2 separate regions of the Homo sapiens genome follow, and region 1 is linked to region 2. A link is a contact called in ENCODE Hi-C or POLR2A ChIA-PET data. All regions are on one chromosome and are shown on one strand. The core of a region is the stretch at or near the end of the contact, and the rest is flanking DNA. Distances in the headings are between cores, read along the strand shown. Region 1 overlaps DNASE1L3 (deoxyribonuclease 1L3). Region 2 overlaps FLNB (filamin B).

Region 1 (5,702 bases), core at 2,387-4,886, 84 kb after region 2:
CTAGTGCCCAATGTTGTGTCTTCAGTGGTGACCTCAAAGGGTGGCATCAACCCATCTTTTTTTTTTTTTTTTTTTGAGACAGGATCTCACTCTGTTGCCCAGCCTGGAGTGCAGTGGTGCGATCTTGGCTCACTGCAACCTCCGCTTCCTGGACTCAAGTGATCCTCCCACCTCAGCCTCCCAAGTAGCTGGGACCATAGGCATGCATCACCATGCCCAGCTAATTTTTTTGAATTTTTCATAGAGATGGAGTCTCATCATGTTGCCCAAGCTAACTCATCTTTCCAGGACAATGGCATAGAAAGACAAGATGGCAACCTTACCTCCTCTTCAGTCAGCTTGTAAGCTTTCTGGAAGTCAAAAACACTGTTTGACTTGGGAACAACAGAACTGACGATTTCTTGTCCTCTAAGCACAATCCTGGAACAAGGGGAGGGAAAACAGTTGTGTTAATCCAACCTGTGATTGCTGAGATCAAACCAAGGTCTGTGTTTGCTGTCTGGAATTAACCGAGCAGTCTGGCCCTTTCATGTGGCGCTCAAAGTCCAGAGCTGGTTTTAGCCTGTGACCCCAAAGGACAGTGCCTACAACTGTGAAATAGGATCAGTCCCTGCCATGGTTCTGTGGACACCAGGACACTGTCTCCCAGTGTGGGCAATGTTCTGGTGGAGTAGGAGAAGATTTTATATGACACACGCACACTATCCCACACAACAATGACTTGCGTACTGAGAACGCTGTTCCTTTTTCAATTATTTTTCACTTTCCCTGATTTGATTATGGAGAAATTCTCAGGGAGGTGCTGGTTTGTCTTTAATACCTCCCTCAGTCCCGTGTTGACAGAGAGTAGGCTGCCATCTCCGAGCATTCTGCAGGCAAGAGAATTAAGGCAGAATTTAACAAGGCGTGATTTTCACTGGACTTAATTTTTACGTTACCTTCAATTTATGGCAAATGCTGCTGCTTTCTTACTCATGCTAGTATCATGAAATTTCTTTTAAAAATTTATTTCAGCAAGAAATTAAGCGATTTAATGGAAAATATCGAGAAAAATCACAGCATATGTGCTTTGCAATAATGACAAAAAGTAAGAATGAGGTAGTCAAATGAGTTTTGGAAACAAACTAACATATCCCAAGTTGGGTGATGCAGTTGTGGTCTACGTGGTCCTGAGTGACTTCCCGAGGAATGGCAAGGTGAGTCAAACTGCCATTTCATGAGTGACCAGTGGGCCTTCCCCATTCTAATCAACAGTTTTGGTATCTGCATTTGCTAACATCACCAGCACAACTAACTTTTTTTTTTTTTTTTTTTTTTTTGAGACACAGTCATGCTCTGTCACCCAGGTTGGAGTGCAGTGCGCCATCTCAGCTCACTGCAACCTCCACCTTCCGGGTTGAAGCGATTCTCCTGCCTCAGCCTCCCAAGTAGCTGGAATTATAGGTGTGTGCCACCACGCCTGGCTAATTTTTGTATTTTTAGTAGAGACGGGGTTTATCCCTGTTGGCCAGGCTGGTCTTGAACTCGTGACCTTAGGTGATCCGCCCACCTCAACCTCCCAAAGTGCTGGGATTACCGGTGTAAGCCACCGCTCCAGGGCTACGGCTTTTTTTTTTCTTTTTTTGAGACGGAGTCTCTCTGTGTCACCCAGGCTAGAGTGCAGTGGCGCAATCTCGGCTCACTGCAAGCTCTGCCTCCTGGGTTCATGCCATTCTCCTGCCTCAGCCTCCCGAGTAGCTGGGACTACAGGTGCCCGGCACCACGCCTGGCTAATTTTTTTTGTATTTTTTAGTAGAGACGGGGTTTCACTGTGTTAGCCAGGATGGTCTCGATCTCCTGACCTCGTGATCCACCGGCCGCAGCCTCCCAAAGTGCTGGGATTACAGGTGTGAGCCACCACGCCCGGCCCGGGCTACGGCTTTTAATTCAACCCAAATGTAAATTCTTCGCATCAAGTTAGACATTTGTGAAAGCTTTCTTTAAGACTCAGAAAGCAAAGAATGACATGTTAAAGGCTCTTCCATTTCTGACTTCTTCTAGGGATGTGCAGGACCAGGCCAGTGTTCATGTGACGTTTTCAGTCCAGGGCACCAGCCAGATCCTGGGCATCTTTGCATGTTCCCCCAGCACTCAGCACATGAGAGGTGTTTGATAAATATGTGAACATGGAACAAAGACTGGAACTGAGACCATCTTGTCTAATTACATTTTTAAAACATCATTTTTATGGCTTTTCATTTTCTCCGTTTATTTTATTTAATTTTACTTTTTATTTTATTGTATTGAGACAGGTCTCACTATGTTGTCCAGGCTGGAGTGCCGTGGCTATTCACAGGCATGTGATCATGTTGCTCTAAAGCCTTGAACTCCTGGGCTCAAGTGATCCTCCTGCCTCAGCCTCCCAAGTAGCTGGGATTACAGCATATGCCACCACAACTGGCCTATGACTTTTTAAAAGCCACAAGAGGCCGGGCATGGTGGCTCACACCTGTAATCCAAGCACTTTGGGAGGCCAAAGCAGGCGGATCACCTGAGGTCACGAGTTCAAGACCAGCCTGGCCAACATGGCGAAACCCCATCTCTACTAAAATTACAAAAAAAAAAAAAAAAAAAAAAAAAAGCGGGGCATGTTTGTGTATGCCTGTAATCCCAGCTACTTGGGAGGCTGAGGCAGGAAAATCGCTTGAACCCGGGAGGCGGAGGTTGCAGTGAGCCAAGATCCTGCCACTGCACTCCAGCCTGGGCGACAGAGCAGGACTCTGTCTCAAAAAAAAGAAAAAAAAGAGGCACAAGAGTTATACATGTTGTTATGAGAAACAAAATTCAGAGCATCAAAATAAGAAATGAATCTTTAAAATGTCACATGTAATCCCACCATCCTTTGGGATACATGTGTATAAAATCAGGATCCTTTTAGTAAACATCTTTTTCTAACCTGTTCTACCCCTGACCTGATCTACTGTGGCCATGTTGCCTTCTGATTCTTCTGTATCATTTTCAATCACTTCCCACTCATTTGCCAGGGGAGAAGAATGGCGCTGGAGAAGGGACTTGACCTACCCACGGGCACACAACTGCCATGTGTAACTGAGTGAGTGGCCATCGTCCAGGCTTTGCTGGAAGTCCTTCAAAATAGGGGGTCTGGGCACTTAGACCCCTGTAACTCCCCGCCTTGGGTTCCCACTTTGCAGAGTGATAACTTCTGCAAAGGAAACACCAGCCTCAAAAGCTCCAAGAGGAACAGGCCGGGCATGGTGGCTCACGCCTGTAATCCCAGCACTTTGGGAGGCCGAGGCGGGCGGATCACGAGGTCAAGAAATCAAGACCATCCTGGGTAACATGGTGAAACCCTGTCTCTACTAAAAATACAAAAAAAAAAAAAAATTAGCCAGGCGTGGTGGCGGGCGCCTGTAGTCCCAGCTACTCGGGAGGCTGAGGCAGGAGAATGGCGTGAACCCGGGAGGCGGAGCTTGCAGTGAGCCGAGATCGCACCACTGCACTCCAGCCTGGGCAACAGAGCGAGACTCTGTCTAAAAAAAAAAAAAAAAAAAAAAAAAACTCCGAGAGGAAGTGAAAACGAGTGGCCTGGTGGCTCTCATGCAGATGGCCATCTCACACTTCCTCGTGGCAGGCTGAGCTCTGGGAACTGTGGCCACCACCTGGGACCAGGCTCCTAGGGGTTTCCCCACCTGTGGTCTCTGTGATGGAAGATCACTAACATTCACACGCCTCAGGCACTCCCCCCTCTGTCCCCATTGAAGGAGCAAAGATGAAAGCTGTTTGAAAATCCCTGAAGGGACTTTAAAAAGCACGAGGGAATGCTAGGACTTAAATGTATGCATTGCATTTAGGAATATGTAGCTAAAGCTTTAAAAATATAAATACCGTTGCACTAATTGGTCTCATTTTTAGGGTTGCTTCCTGAGGAAATCATAAATACTTGCACAAAATGCACAGAGGATATTGATTTTAGCAGTATTTATAACAGCAAACCCTTGGTAATAACCCAATGCCTAATGATGGGGATTGGGCGCATCAATTGCGGTAAGTCTTTGTGATGGAACAATGATCAGCCCATGAATGTAATGAGCACTTGCCGTATGCCAGGCATTGTGCTAGCAGCCTGACATGTTATTTCATTTACTCCACATCGGATCTTCATGAGTGAGGCACTAGGATAACTTCCATTTTACAGGGGAGGAAATGAAAGACACAGAGAGCTTGTCTCTTGGTCACAGACATATGAAGTGATAATGTCAGGATTTAAATCCAGGCCTATCTGATAGCGAAGCCAGTGCTTACCTCTGCTAAGCTACAGTGCCCAGGGCCACCGCATAGGGTCCTGTGGTTCATACGCTACATGTGGTACCCAGTAGAGGGGCCTGACATTTAATTGACTCAGCTCTGCAAGCAGTGTGCTTTTCTTATTTTTATTTTTATTTTTTATTTTTGAGACAAAGTCTCACTCTGTTACCCAGGCTGGAGTGCAGTGGTGCGATCCTGGCTCACTGCAGCCTCCACCTTCTGGGCTCAAGCGATCCTCCCACCTCAGCCTCCTGAGTAGCTGGGAGTATAGGTGTGTGCCACCATGCCTGGCTAATTTTTGTATTTTTTGTAGAGACGGGGTTTCATCATGTTGCCCAGGCTGGTCTCAAACTCCTGTACTCAAGCGATCCATCCATCGAGGCCTCCCAAAGTGCTAGGACTACTGGCGTGAGCCACAGTGCCCAGCCACCTTGCGTCTTTCCTAGTGCACACCAAGCACTGTGGTGAGCCAGCAGCACCCTGCAGGGCCTCCTACCTGTCATATGCACAGTTGGTGCTCTTCTTCACCGTGGTGTCCTCTTGGTCCCCGATCAGCCAAACAAACCTGGGGTCAGTCCTCAAGCGGATGTTCTTCCAGGCCTTCTTGGGGACGTAGCTGCAGCCGGCATTGAAGTCACCCATGAAAATGAAATTCTAAAAGACAAGATTTGGAACTGTCACCTGGTGGGTGCTGCTGCAGAATGCTTTCACACTGGACTCTAGCAAAGACTCTGCGTCCCAGGCCCAGTAAACAACAGGGTCTGTTATGGGCTGAATCTTGTCTACCCCCTGCTCCCGCCCCGGCCAAATTCCTATGTTGAAGTTCTAACCCCCAGCACCTTAGAATGCGACTGTATTTGGAGATAGAACCTTTCAAGAGGGAATTAAGGTAAAATGAGGTCATATGGATGGGCTCTAATCCAATATGACTGGCGTTCTTGTAAAAAGGGGAAATTAGGACACAGAAAAGTGGAGCAAAGACCATGTAAAGACACTGGAAGAAGATGGCCGTCTACAAACCAAGGAGAGAGGCCCCCAAAAGACACCAGCCCTGCTGGCACACCTTGTTCTGGGACTCCAGCCTCCAGAACGGTGACGAACTCACTTTCTATTGTTTAAACTTCCCAGTCTTCAGTATGGTACTTTGTTATGGCAGCTCTAGCAAATGAATATAAGGTCTTTAAAAATTTCTTTTTGTTGTTTAAAATTGAGTCACAGTTTTGATGAGTCGATGACAGGCGAGTGCGTACCAGGGAGGATGTTCTTAACAGGAAGGAGAATGTTTGCTGTTCTTAGTCGCCACATTTCCATAATTCAGCATGCAGAGTCAGGTGTGGATAAAAAAAATTTCAGTGAATCTATTCCCTCACATCTTTTGTCCCTGGCTCAAACTACTG
Region 2 (5,261 bases), core at 1,482-3,981:
TTTGGGCCAGGTGTGGAGAGAAGTGGTCTGAAGGCAAATGAACCTACACACTTCACGGTGGACTGTACTGAGGCTGGGGAAGGTGAGAAAGGGCTTTGTTCAACCCAGTGATCATTGCTCCGTGGGGAAGGCAGTTCTTTTCATAACGTTTCAATGCCTTTTGAACTAGGAAGTAGTCCATCTGAATAGGTAATCATCTACTGAGCCTCTGAGTCATTCCTTAGTGATATCTTTGCTAATCCATCATCCCTTTCCCCAAATCCTTACTCTTTCTCAGGTTTCTTACTAGAAACTTCCCAATTGCTTTTTGAGGGTGTTAACCTGAGCTGGAAGAGATTGCACAGGACATGCTGTTTCTTGTAAGCTGGTGCTAATAAGCTGGTCTGTTCCAGGTGATGTCAGTGTTGGCATTAAGTGTGATGCCCGGGTGTTAAGTGAAGATGAGGAAGACGTGGATTTTGACATTATTCACAATGCCAATGATACGTTCACAGTCAAATATGTGCCTCCTGCTGCTGGGCGATACACTATCAAAGTTCTCTTTGCATCTCAGGTACGTGGTGGGGCCTGGGAGGAGATGGGTGGAGTAGGCCTGGATTCTCTTTGGCCACTTGTGTGCATGTCTCATCTACTTTTTGGTGTTTTGTTAGTATTATTATTTTTGAGATGGAGTCTCACTCTTTCACCCAAGCTAGAGTGCAGTGGTGTGATCTTGGCTCACTGCAACCTCTGCCTCCCAGGTTCAAGTGATCCTCCCACCTCAGCCTCCCAAGTAGCTGGGGACTACAGGCTCATACCACCACCCAGCTAATTTTTTTTTAATTTGTTTTTATTTTTTTATTTTTTTTTTGAGATGGAGTTTTGCTCTTGTTGCCCAAGCTGGAGTGCAATGGCATGATCTTGGCTCACTGCAACCTCTGCCTCCCGGGTTCAAGTGATTCTCCTGCCTCAGCCTCCCAAGTAGCTGGGATTACAGGCCACCACGCCTGGCTAATTTTTTTGTATTTTTATAGAAATGGGGTTTCACCATGTTAGCCAGGCTGGTCTCAAACTTCTGACCTCAGATGATACGCCTGCCTTGGCCTCCCAAAGTGCTGGGATTCTAGGTGTGAGCCACCGTGCCTGGCCACTCAGCTAATTGTTTTGCATTTTTAGTAGAGACGGTTGCCCAGACTGCTCTCGAGCTCCTGACCTCAGGCCCACCTGGCCTCCCAAAGTGTTGGGATTATAGGCATGAGCCACCACATTTGGCCTCCTTTTTGGTGTTTTACTGACAGGGAAGTTGTCTTGAGAACACTGCTCAATCGTTTTCTCTCTGGCTCCTTACAACCAAGAAGGAAAAAAAATTTACCCAGAGCTAAATTATTACCACTTTCTAACAAAAGTGAGGCAGTGTGTTCAGTGGTTAAAAGCAGGGGTCTGGAGAGAGACTAGTTTGTAATAAATTTTCATCAATATTTTGGTTGAAATGCAGTTAGCTTCTAGATATGTTCTACTTTGATGCCTTTGAAGCAATGACTGTGGTCTCCACCCTTAAATTTTTATAGAGAGAGGTGATTTGAAGTTTCAGGTATGCAATAGTGAAGATAGGGTGAGCAGGATCCTGAAAGAGAGAATTTTGAAATCCTAGGGATTAAAATTAACCTTACATAAAAATGGAAATCTTAGTAGAATGTTCTGTGCCTAAAGGTAGTGGTCTTGACATCCATTTAACCTCTTCTGCCTTTATTCCAATAGTCTGCAACATTCTTTTTGAAGAATTATAATCATTCTGTCTCTGATCACTTCTTGCATTTCCCCAGACCTTAGCTCTCAGCTGTCCCTGGAGGACATTTCCTTCCCCCAGCCCCATGTATTATTGTCGTTTTTGGTTTTATTCTTGTTGGCATTTTTCATCCTGAGTACTCAACATTCAGTATTAAAGGCTCAAAGTCCTCGGGTTTGTTTGTGACATCAGGGATCCAGGCATTAGAGAGTGACCTGTTATAGAAGGCCCTTTCCCAATGCTGGGCCCTTTTGGCTTATCTTACCCTTCTGTTTACCTGTGGTAATAGAAGTCTGCTCACCACTCGCTAAGTCAGAGTGATGCTAAGGTTCACCCTTTGTTGAAGGCTCCCTGAGCTCTGGCTGTTGCTTCAGGGGCTTTCCTACTAAGACTGTGTCTCTGCTACAGGAAATCCCCGCCAGCCCTTTCAGAGTCAAAGTTGACCCTTCCCACGATGCCAGCAAAGTGAAGGCAGAAGGCCCAGGGCTCAGCAAAGCAGGTAAGATGGCACGTCTAGGTTGTCCTGGGCCCCTCTGCCAGCCGGTGGCACTGGGCGTGTTTCATCCACGGCCTTGAGGAACTTCATCTCCACCAACACCAACACCAAGCTGGCAGGTTTTCTGTGCAGCTCTGATGCAGCAGTGGCTGGCCAGGCCCGTTGCTGGCTGTCATAATAGACCTGGTGCTGTTGAACCTGTCTGACGGGTTCTCAAAGTGAAACTACTCCAGCTGGTCTGTCTCCTCACTTCACAGTATATCTTTCCAGGTGTGGAAAATGGGAAACCGACCCACTTCACTGTCTACACCAAGGGGGCTGGGAAAGCCCCGCTCAACGTGCAGTTCAACAGCCCTCTTCCTGGCGATGCAGTGAAGGATTTGGATATCATCGATAATTATGACTACTCTCACACGGTTAAATATACACCCACCCAACAGGTAGGGTCCTTCTCCCCTCTGCTCCCCTGGCCCCCAGCCAGGCCCCTTTCTATGCAGTCGGTGCTGGGTCACTGTGGACACCAAGGGGTGTGAGAGGTGCTCTGCCAAAGTGCTCCCTGATGGGAGGCAGCTCCTGGCACTTTGAACCCCTCTGGGAGCACCTATAGGAAGCCCAATGGGTTCTATCAGGTGAACTGCAGAATTCCCCAAAAGCAAGCAGGAAGCTGGTCCCATATCTCCACCTTTGGTTTGCATTTTATCAGAGAAATGCTCAGTTCTTGATATTCAGGCCCTAATATCTATCTTTCTGTTACACATGTGCACACATGTGCACACACACACACATACACACACACACGTGCATTCCCTCGCGGCCTCACCAGCTGCCTTTTAGTCTTTTCATTAATTACCCACAGAAAAAGAGCTGCTACACCTTTGTGTTTCCTTCCTGGTCCTTTTAGCTTAGTTTACCCTTTTTATGAGGTGTTGGAATGAGGTCTTTTCTCAAAGAGCCAGTTCAGCCTTTCGTCCCTAAGGCCCAGCACACTATTTAGGGCAGCAAATTATTCCCCTTTACAAAATGCAGGATTTCACATGTGATCTTACCATCTAGGCTGGCTTACTCTGATTATTTCAGGCCATAAGGGCCTTAAAACTGCCTCTCTGTACAAGTTAATGTTTATTTGTTTAAAAACATTAAAAAAAATTTGTATCGTGGTAAAATACACATAACACAAAATTTACCGTCTTAACCATTTTTAAGTGTATAGTTCATTAGTGTTAAGTGCATTCATTATGTCGTGCACCCATCACCACCATCCATCTCCATAATTCTTTACATCTTGTAAAACTGAAGCCCTGTATCCATTATATTTGTTTAAAATTTTGTTTCGCTTCATGTTCACACCTCTGGGGTCTGGAGAGCAGACATCCTGGCAGAAAAGTCTGGATTTTAATACTTAAGCCTAGTGTTCGAAGTGGTTGTTCCAAGCCTCTGAGATTCCTTTATTCTTAAGGGAAATGATCCTGCTGTGTTTGAAATGCCATTTGTAGGAGAAGAAGGGCAACGCTTTCTGCAGAAGCACTGCTCAGAAGCCTTGCTCCCGTCTGGGTCCTCTCAGCGAGGAGCAGTCAAGAGTCAAGTGGGGAAGAAAGAGGATTATAGTGAGGAAGGGGTCATGGTGTAACTGTCCCCTGAGTTTGGGGGCTGCACTCCCTTGGAGATGGAATCCTTACTGTGAGAACATCCCTGCAGTGGGAGGGATTCCCTGGGCGAAGGGATTCTGTGTGTCGTGTTATAAATGTGGCCCCTTACATCCAGGCTTGCTGCTGTTTGTGCTTTCTTCCCCAAATTTTTATTTTTATTTATTTATTTTTTAGACAAAAGTCTTGCTCTGTTGCCCAAGCTGGAGTGCAGTGGCATGATCTCAGCTCACTGCAACCTCTGCCTCCCAGGTTCAAGCGATTCTCCTGCCTCAGCCTCCCGAGCAGGTGGGATTACAGGCACATGCCACCACACCTGGCTAATTTTTGTATTTTTGGTAGAGACGGGGTTTCGCCATGTTGGCCAGGCTGGTCTCCAACTCCTGGGCTGAGGCAATCCTTTCACCTCAGCCTCCAAACCTGCGGATATTACAGGCATGAGCCACTGCGCCTGACCTCAGTATTTGTCTTTTTGTGACTGATTTATTTTTCTTCCTATATGTCCTCCATGTTGTAGCACGTGTCAGAACTTCATTCCTTTTCGAGGCTGCATTCCACTGTATGTATATATGTTTTGCTTCTCTCTTCGTCTGTTTTTTGTTTGTTTTTTCTTGAGACTCGCTCTGTTCCTCAAGCTGGAGTGGCACTGTCTCGGCTCACTGCAACCTCTGTCTCCTGGGTTCAAGTGATTGTCCTGCCTCAGCCTACCGAGTAGCTGGAAGTACAGGCACGTGCCACCATGCCCAGCTAATTTTTGTATTTTTAGTATAGATGTTTCACCATGTTGGCCAAGGTTTCACCATGGGGTTTCACCATGTTGGCCAGGCCGGTCTTGAATTCCTGATCTCAGGTGATCTGCCCACCTCAGCCTCCGAAAGTGCTGGGATTATAGGCATGAGCCACCGCGCCCGGCCATCTTCATTTGTTGAAGAACATTTGGGTTGCTTCCGTCTTTTGTCTGTTGTGAATAATGCTGGGTGTACAAATATCTCTTTGAGTCTCTGCATTTAATTCTTGTGATTATAAACCCGAAATGGAATTGCTGGATCATATGGAAATCTCTTTTTAATTTTTTGAGAAACTACTATACTGTATTCCACAGTGGCTGCACTACTTTACAGTCCTGCCAACAGCATGCAAGGGTCCTGGTTTCTCCACATCCTTGCTAACATTTGTTTTTTTTCTGTTTTTTTTTTTTGTTGTTGTTGTTGTTGTTGATAGTGACCATCCTGTTGAGTGTAAGATGGTGTCTTATTGTGGTTTTGATTTGCATTTTCCTAATGATTAGTGATGCTGATCATCTTTTCATGTGCTTATTGGTCCTTTGCATATTTTCTTTGGAGAATTATCTACTTGC

Evidence for each region. A loop is a pair of places that touch in the nucleus more often than their neighbours do. ChIA-PET counts read pairs that join two places held with the same protein, here RNA polymerase II (POLR2A). Pooled maps may share reads with other maps.
Region 1: a pooled map shows a loop between it and region 2 (4-fold over the local background). The contact joins two enhancer-like sites. A Hi-C loop is called at or near these places in 2 of 50 pooled maps. POLR2A ChIA-PET finds 5 or more read pairs at or near these places in 3 of 52 experiments (Caco-2, T-cell and activated CD4-positive, alpha-beta T cell).

The regions. Positions count from the first base shown.
Region 1 is chr3:58,193,020-58,198,721 of GRCh38, forward strand. It overlaps DNASE1L3 (deoxyribonuclease 1L3), which reads right to left. Exons shown (of 8, transcript NM_004944.4): 6 at 4,802-4,959; 7 at 324-420. Among named protein-coding and RNA genes, the nearest start is that of DNASE1L3, 15 kb to the right of the region's middle. RefSeq lists an enhancer at 3,551-3,730. Within about 2 kb of position 3,637, at least 3 of the 41 ENCODE cell types and tissues checked have a DNase peak (open chromatin) inside an H3K27ac peak, as active enhancers do.
Region 2 is chr3:58,109,618-58,114,878 of GRCh38, forward strand. It overlaps FLNB (filamin B), which reads left to right. Exons shown (of 46, transcript NM_001457.4): 15 at 1-82; 16 at 393-553; 17 at 2,174-2,264; 18 at 2,532-2,701. Among named protein-coding and RNA genes, the nearest start is that of FLNB-AS1, 58 kb to the right of the region's middle. RefSeq lists an enhancer at 2,165-2,434. Within about 2 kb of position 2,732, at least 13 of the 41 ENCODE cell types and tissues checked have a DNase peak (open chromatin) inside an H3K27ac peak, as active enhancers do.